Regions from separate parts of the Homo sapiens genome. Here region 2 is linked to region 1. The links are chromatin contacts, found by Hi-C in ENCODE. All regions are on one chromosome and are shown on one strand. The core of a region is the stretch at or near the end of the contact, and the rest is flanking DNA. Distances in the headings are between cores, read along the strand shown.

The links. A loop is a pair of places that touch in the nucleus more often than their neighbours do. Pooled maps may share reads with other maps.
Region 2: a loop to region 1 is called in a map of endothelial cell of umbilical vein, with 22 times the contacts of the local background. The contact joins two enhancer-like sites. A Hi-C loop is called at or near these places in 13 of 168 maps with a recorded cell type or tissue (A673, B cell, CD4-positive, alpha-beta T cell and 7 more), 10 of 37 single-sample maps with no recorded cell type and 26 of 50 pooled maps.

What each region holds. Positions count from the first base shown.
Region 1 is chrX:41,557,772-41,561,250 of GRCh38, forward strand. It overlaps CASK (calcium/calmodulin dependent serine protein kinase), which reads right to left. Exons shown (of 27, transcript NM_001367721.1): 18 at 2,008-2,076. Among named protein-coding and RNA genes, the nearest start is that of CASK-AS1, 42 kb to the left of the region's middle. Within about 2 kb of position 2,105, at least 5 of the 41 ENCODE cell types and tissues checked have a DNase peak (open chromatin) inside an H3K27ac peak, as active enhancers do.
Region 2 is chrX:43,557,717-43,562,929 of GRCh38, forward strand. No RefSeq gene overlaps it. Among named protein-coding and RNA genes, the nearest start is that of MAOA, 96 kb to the right of the region's middle. Within about 2 kb of position 2,100, at least 3 of the 41 ENCODE cell types and tissues checked have a DNase peak (open chromatin) inside an H3K27ac peak, as active enhancers do.

The sequences.
Region 1 (3,479 bases), core at 855-3,354:
TATCGCTTGCTTTCTCTCTACTATTCTATACACTCAAAATATTTTCCAGGCTCCATTCCCTTAGTGTCCAAATCAACTTTAACGATAAGAACAAGGAGAGGAAGGAAATAAGTACTTTTTAATTTTTGCTTCTGTAGAGTTCTTTTAAGCCTTAGAAATGTGCATGTCTTTTTAAAAGACATTTTTTTTCCCCAGATGACTTAAGAGCATTTCTAGAACCTGTCAGCCTTAAAGGTAATGAGATCCCTTAGAAGAGCATTCTCATATGTTAGTGAGCAAGACTGATCTCCAGGTGCCACCCGCAGAGACTCAAGTCAGTAGAGCCAGGGTGAGGGGCAGGGGTCTACTCTTTAACCAAGGACCTGGGGGATGCAGATGCAGGTGGCCAGAGAGCCTTCTTTTTTTTTTTTTGAAGTATTGCCCTAGCTGGGAAGAGTCCAACCACAAGCTTGAATTCTGCCAGGGAACAGGAGGGCCAAAAAGGCTGGAGGTGGAGCTAGGAGAGAAGTATCATTATTTTTTCTACTATTCAAAGGCAAAGAAGGTAAGAGGGGTTCTTCTTACTCAAGAACATAGAATTTACATCTATGATACTGGTTCCACCCCAAACTAGTTCGACCATTTAAAAAAAAAAAGAGAAACTTATGTTGTATTAATAACTAACAGTACCTTCTGGTTAGTTAGCCAAAAAGACAAAAGTCAATTGTATTTACTAAATTTCTTCAACAGATGAGAAATGATATAAGGACATCTGTAACTCTGGAATATTAAAATTATTTACATAGAATGTTAAGTGTGACATTCTTTGTTTCCCAGCAAAGTTTGTGTTCTAGGTAACAAATTTCAATACTCTGAATCCTGGAACAGAAGCAATTCTGCATTTTCTTTTGAAATATACTATTAATTGAAGTTCCATAAAAAGCCACCAAGAGGAGCTCAAGACCCGTTACAACGGACACCTCAATTGCCATGGCTCACCAAAAATATACTTGACAAAACTATACATTTTAATATGTATCTTCAATAGGCTTTTAAAAAATATGAAGCCTCTGATTTTTCTTATGAAATTTACACCATCACTAGAGACTAGAAGTATTACAATTCTCTCTCAGGTTCTCCTAAGTACAAATCCAATAAGTTACCTGTCAGTCTTAAAAATAAACTTTAGGAAGTGTGTACTTCATATTGATGCACATACTCTCGGAAGATGCACATGAAAGAACAAGCTTCAATAAATAACACTCGAGCTGAACGTGCAATGACCAAAGGATGATATCATTTATGCCCATTTATATTTCCAATACAAAAAGAATAGATTTTTGAATCTCATTTAACAACCAACACAAAACTGAATAATATAGGTTGGAAGAACTATAATTTCTACAGGATAAGCCTATTTTAAGAAAGAAACTTTGGGGCTGTATTACTCTAGAAAACTTACTTGTTTACAGATCACATACCATTCTAAATTTAAACAGTTTTACAAAAGGTTGCAAAAGCCTATTTCCCTCTAGTGAAGTCAATTATCAATTCATTGCAGACTTAACTTCCATCTAGAGACCTGTCACAATTGTATGAACAACTGTATCTCAACAGAAATAGATCACTTCTCAGATCCTTAGAAAGAAGAACTATCTATGTGATTTCTTAACAAGGGAAGTGAATGAACTTCCTGGAAATATTACTGCAATTATGGCCTTTAGTTTTTTTCCCTCAGACACTCCGTTTTTTCCTTATTAAGCCTTATGTCATCATTTGTAACTTCTCTACATTTTGCTCAGATTTCAGCCTGCAAAAAGTTCAAAGTGCTGAGGAGATCCACATGGAAGCAGGGCTGAGTAGGTGGATGGGACCTACTCTGTTCCGTTATCTTTGTTGTAAAATTGGTGTGCAGTGATCTAACAGCACAGGCAGAAACAATTTCCCAGAAAGCAAAAACATACAGCCATCAGCAGACAGTTAGTTAAGAACTCAGAGCAGATGGGGGTGGTTTGTTAGAGTCATTACCTCACAGGACGAAGACTGAGTGCGGTAACTTGGCACAATCTTGAAGGTAATACTCCCCCGCATTTCCCTCTGGAGGGGGGGTGGTGGGAAAGAAAGAAAAGTTTTCTTACAAACAATTGTTCACAAAACCATGTAAGAAGCCACTCAAAACACATGGGGGCAATTAGCACAAGCCATCTGAGAGCACATAGCCGGAAAATGAAATGTAGTCATGAAGCAGGGACTGCTCGAGTTAACAGTAGAGTAAGTTCCTGGGAAAAGCCCAGCAGCCAATTGCCTTTTGCTCATACAGCAATGGTCTCACAGATCTTCAATGGTCACCTTTTTATAGATGTGAATACAAAACTTTCTAAGTGACATGCCTTTCAAAAGTGAATATACATTGAATTAGACAATAGACTAGGTAATTACATAAAAATTACATTGAGTATGCCACATTATAATGGTGTACCCCATAGAATATGCTTTTTACTTTTAAAAATTTTTTATTTATTTATTTTTTTGAGACAGAGTCTCGCTCTGTCATCCAGGCTGCAGTGCAGTGGCACCATCTCGGCTCACTGCAAACTCTGCCTTCCAGGTTCCAGTGATTCTCCTGCCTCAGCCTCCCGGGTAGCTGGGATTATAGGCACGCGCCACCATGCCTTGCTAATGTTTGTATTTTTAGTAGAGACGGGGTTTCACCATGTTGGCCAGGCTGGTCTCAAACTCCCGACTTCAGGTGATTCACCCACCTTGGCCTCCCAAAGTGCTGGGATTACAGGCATGAGCCACCGCACCCAGCCACTTTTTGCTTATTAATTTTGGCTTTTTTTTAAAAAAAAATTTTGGGCTGGGAGTGGTGGCTCACACCTGTCATCCCGGTACTTTGGGAGGCCAAGGCTGGTGGATCACCTGAGGTCGGGAGTTCGAGACCAGCCTGGCCAACATGGAGAAACCCCGTCTCTACTAAAAATGCAAACATTAGCAGGGTGTGGTAGCGCATGCCTGTAATCCCAGCTACTTGGGAGGCTGAGGCAGGAGAATCCCTTGAACTCGGGGGGCAGAGGTTGCAGTGAGCTGAGATCACGCCATTGCACTCCAGCCTGGGCAACAAGAGCAAAACTCCGTCTCAAAAAAAAGAAAAAAAAATGTTTGGTGAGTCTGTGAAGCTTATTTCATACTTAATAGGTATTCATAACCTGGGTGCTACTACACTGCAGTGGGAAAAGGGATCAGAGGCCCCAAACACCTCTGTCTGCTTGCTATGACAATGAACATAGGCAAAGGCTGTCATTTTGCCTTTTTAAAAAATCCAAAGCCTAATTTGAATACAGATTTTGGATATGTATGGTCAAAAATGGCCTGGTCTACCGTGGCTTTCCTCCCTTCTATGCTGTAGAGAAATCCACGACAGCTGGCTATGACTCAGCTCAACAGGAAAGAGGTTTCTGACACTGCTGATGTCAGGAGAGTTGAGGTCAGTGAGAAAC
Region 2 (5,213 bases), core at 850-3,349, 2.0 Mb after region 1:
TCTGCACATAATCATTCGAAAGATGTTGGCTTTAACATTTTGTTACCATCTAATTTTAAGATTGACACAGTAGAAATCAGAAATCTAATATGTATGCAGATATTTAGACTCAGGGCTCAACTTGCTTTAAAACTTTGTTCTAAAGAATATAATTTACTTAAGTATATTTGAATTTTTACAAGTTATTTGCACAAATGTGCAGAAATCCAATTGTATTACCAAACATGATTAAGACCCACCATCTTGAATCACGGAAAACACGTTTCCGGCAAAGCTGGGCTCTGAGATTATGGTACAGTGCTGACATCTGGTGGCAGCAAGCCCTGAAACATGAAATTGAAGTTCTCTCACTAAAAGGAAATAGGTAAACACCCATAAATAAGCCTTCATAAAGGAAATAGGTAAACACCCATAATAAGTTTTCATTGGGCGGATAGGTTTTAGAACTCCTTCAAACTCTAAAATATAAATGAGTCTTAGAATTTTTATAGATAAGAAACTCCAAATGACTAATAAACATACTAAAGATGCTTATCTCCCCTAAAAACCAAAGAAATGAAAACTGAAGCAATTAGATACCATTATACCATTTTTATCCAACAGACTGAGAAATAGTAAAAAGACTGATAATACTAATTGGAGATGAGTATGGAAAAATTGGGACTTTCAAACACTGCTGTCCAAATTTGAAGTGCTATTTTGCTGTACCAATAGACATTTAGCAGAATCTGGTAAAAGTGATGATGTGCATGGCCTGTAGCTCAGCAATTCTAGTTCAGGGTATGTATTCCAGACCCCAGGAAAAGCCTGTGCTCAAAGAAATGTGGTAAGGATACAAATAATACATGGCAGCATTATTTGTAACAGCAAAAAAAAAAAAAACCTGGAAACATCCTAAATGTTCAGCAATAGGATGATGGCTAATATGTCACATGCACATACTTAAAAGGATAAAACAGTAAAATGAAATGCACTAGAACCACATGCATCAACATGGATAAATCTTGAAAACAACAGTGAGACATGGAAACTTCAGAATGTCACATAGAGTATGCTATTTATTGAATATAAAAACACAAGAGAATACTATATATTGTTTTGGAAAACTAAACATATAATATAAAAATATAAAATGGGAAGAAACCCATCAACTTCAGGGTAGTGATTACCTTTAGGGAGGGAGGAGGGAGAATAGGATTGGGAAGGGGAATAAAGGAAGTTTAACTATAACTGCAATTTCAGTTATTAAAATTTCTTAATCTCTCTAACATTTTTATACCATTTATTTTTTGCTATTTATTGTATCCTTCAATATTTTCTGCACATTTATATACATACAATGGAATATTACTCAGCTATAAAAAGGAATGAAATTCTGATACATGCTACAACATTGATGAATCTTGAGGACATTATACTAAGTGAAATAAGCCAGTCATAAAAGGACAAATATTGTATAATCCCACTTCTATATAGTACCTAGAATAGGCAAATTCATAAAGACAGAAAGTAGAATAGAGTTTACTGGAGCTGGGGGTAGGAAGAATGAGGAGTTATTGTTTAATGGGTAGAGATTTTCTGTTTAGGATGATAAGGAAGTTCTAGAGATGGATGGTGGCAATGGTTGCACAACAATGTGAATGTACTTAATGCTACTGAATTACACACTTAAAAATAGTTACAATGGCTTTATGTTTATATATATATATATAACCACACATAAAAAAATTAAAAACCTATAAGTCAGTTCCTGCCCTTTGGGCAACCACTCCAAGCATGGCAGAGAAGTAGGATATCTCCATATCTGTGCTGGCAGTTGTACAGAAGTTGGTGGAGAGGCAAAGAGGTGGCTGTCGCTGGCATTTCTTTTTTTTTTTTTTTTTTTTTGAATTAGAGCTGTAGTAAGAGGATGAAACCAAAGTTTAGGTTTCGGCATCTAAAGACTAGAAAAATTGTATTTTATTGCTTCTTGAAATGCTAGCTTTTGCTGCCCTCTAACCAACAGGAGACCAGGGCCAGCTGAGCCTTCTTGTCTTTGAGTAAGGTCTGCTTCTTTCACTCCCCCTGGGCCCACCTCCCCTGGGGAGGTGTGACTTGATTCAATTTCCTGAGAATCTGGGGTGTAGTGAAAGGATGCCAGAAGGTGGCAGCAAAAGACCACCTCGTGGAAAAGACCTTCTGCTTTCTTCTCTTCACTCTCCTGGGCATCTGGCAGAAGTTGGCTTTGATTGCCAGGGTCCCCACCTCAATTCAAGATGAAGCCTAGTGTAGTAACACCATGCCTGGGGCCAAGAGAGACACACCAAGCACAAGGTAATCAAGAGGCAATAATTCAAGAAAGGGTGCTTCCAAAGGCAAGGGAAGGATAGGAAAAGATATAGGTGAACCTGGCCAGTTAAACTCAATGAAACTTCCTATGTTTGGGGCTCTGTGGACCCAAAGCTGGGTAAAGCAATCTCTTTCCTTGAGACATAGTCTAGTAAGAGAGATTAAATATATGCGCTTACATGAGGAAAAACAAAAGATCAAGGCCCAAGGTTTTTGGAATGAGCCCACGTTGGGTATTTTCCTTTCCCCTCCAGATCTACTTTTTCTACCCTTTTCCTTACCTCTCCCTGTCCAGAGATGCTGATCTGTATAGATTGGAAGCCAGAAGATAAAGGCACCTGTGAAAATGTTGGCAAGATGACAAGGAAATAGGTAAATGTGCTCAGGCTTTTATTCCCAGGACTCCCTCCTGTGATGTTGCCTTGGCCTGGCCCTGTTGCGGAAGATCTGTTCCTCTCAATGGGCCTGCTCTACAGGATTCTCTCTCATTCTAGTTTCCAGCAACCTTTCCTTCCCCTCATCTCTTCTAGCCTAGTGGTAGTAGTAGCTGCTTCTAGTCTTGGGTTCCTGCACTCTCTTGTAGTCCTCTTCACCCCACCTATGCTTTAATTAAACCCTTTGTAAATAAACCCTCCTTAAATGATCCTAATTCGTGTATGCCATCTGTTTCCTGTTGGGATCCTGCCTGACACAACACCTGGCTAAATTATATTCATCCTCTACAACTAAGCTCATATAAAACAAGGAATAGCAAGGAGTGGTTTACATGAAGGCTGTGGCATGTTTTCACAGAGGACTATGAGTAATTCAGTACCACCAGAAAATAAGTTATAAGACTAGACGTGGCAGTTCAGTTAAAGGTGACAAGGAGTTAATATGAGACACGAGGTTCTCTTGATCTGGCACCTAGCATCTTAAACTTATGTCTGAGGAATAAAGGCAGTTCTTAAAGGGCACCGATTAGTTAAGTGGTTTAGAATCTTGAATATAATTTCTACCCAACATAGAGATTTAAGACAGTAGTTAAGGCATAAAGTTAGCAACATGGAAACCAGTTAGGAAAAATTTACCACAACCTAAAGACATGGCAATTTGAACCAGATTTTTTTTTTTTAAGTTTTAAGTTCAGGGGTACATATGCACAATGTGCAGGTTTGTTACATAGGTAAATATGTGTCATGGGGTTTGTTGTACACATTATTTCATCAGCCAGGTATTAAGCCTAGTATCCATTAGTTATTTTTCCTGATACTCTTCCTCCTCCCACCTTCCATCCTCCAATAGGCCCCAGTGTGTGTAGTTCCCCTCTATGTGTCCATGTTGAACCAGATTCACGGTACTTGGAATGCATATGATAAATATTTAGAAGGTAAAACATCAATAGACCTGGATATTCAAATATTAGGGATGTCAAGGAATAAAATAAAACCACCAGAGGTTTAAAAATTACAAAATTGGGTGCTATGGTTTGAATGTTTCCTCTAAAACTCATGTTGAAATTTAACTGTCATTGCAACAGTATTAAAAGATAGGACCTTTAAGAGGTAAGACCTTTGGCTGGGTGCGGTGGATCACACCTGTAATCCTAGGACTTTGGGAGGCTGAGGCAGGCGGATCACCTGAGGTCGGGAGTTCAGGACCAGGCTGACCAACATGGAGAAATCCCGTTTCTACTAAAAAAATACAAAATTAGCCAGGCATAGTGGTGCATGCCTGTAATCCCAGCTACTCAGGAGGCTGAGGCAGGAGAATCTCTTGAACCCGAGAGGCAGAGGTTGCGGTGAGCCAAGATTGCACCATTGCACTCCAGCATGGGCAACAAGAGTGAAACTCCATCTCAAAAAAAAGAGGTAAGACCTTTAAGAGGTGATTAGGTCATGAGGACTTTTTCCTCATGAATAGATTAATGCCATTATCACAGGGGTGGACTAGTTAGCCCAAGAGTTTGGCCCTCTTTTTCTCGCTGTACCTTGTGCACTCTCACCTTCTCTCACCATGTGATGCCTTCCACCATGGGATGATGCAACATGAAGGATTTCACCACAGGCGGACCCTGAATCTTGGACTTCCCAGCCTCCAGAACCATGAGCCAAATTTATTTTGTTTATAAATTGTCCAGTCTCAGGTATTCTGTTCTAGTAACACAAAATGGACTAAGACATTTAGTCGATTAACTTCCTAGGCAAAGGAAAGCATGCCTTTGAAGAAATGCACTGATTTCTTCACTGAGAGAAAAAAATAGTTTTTAAATACCAGGCAGCAGGTTTCATAGTGGTTATACTAATTGAGGATTAAAAACTAGCACTCTGGCTAACATAGAATGAATCCATAGGTCTGACAAGGTTGGTTTACTCAATTCCTATTATTCATTGGTGAGGAAAGCATCATCAGTTAGGTCCAGTCAGTGTTTGGCTTACCAGGGGCACTCAAACAGTGTGGTTTTAGTTTTTTGAAAACAAAAATACTTCATCTGTTTACAGACAGTTGCAATGACGCACAACATTTAGTTTTGGTATTTCTTAGGCAAGTGTTGCTGTACTTAAAACATCTTCCTTTGGTAATGAGGGCACTGGGGAGGAGGACATGGGGGAAGGGAAGGTGATGAAAGCATTGAAGATCCTCTCAGGTTACTGCCTTACATGATGAATTGGATAAGAATACCATTGACTGTGGTCCTGAATACCAAAAAAAAAAAAAAAAGGGGGGGGGGTTATGGGTAGGCAGGTGATGAGAAAAAAAATCAGACATCTTGGCCATAGTGAATTTGAAATACCAGTGGGATAGACAAGTCTGCAATACAGAGGCTCTAAAGAAAGGCTTGAGATACAGCTCTGGCAGCCAGCATTGCTCAAGAGGAGCATGAAGAAAGGCAGTGAGCGAAGAAA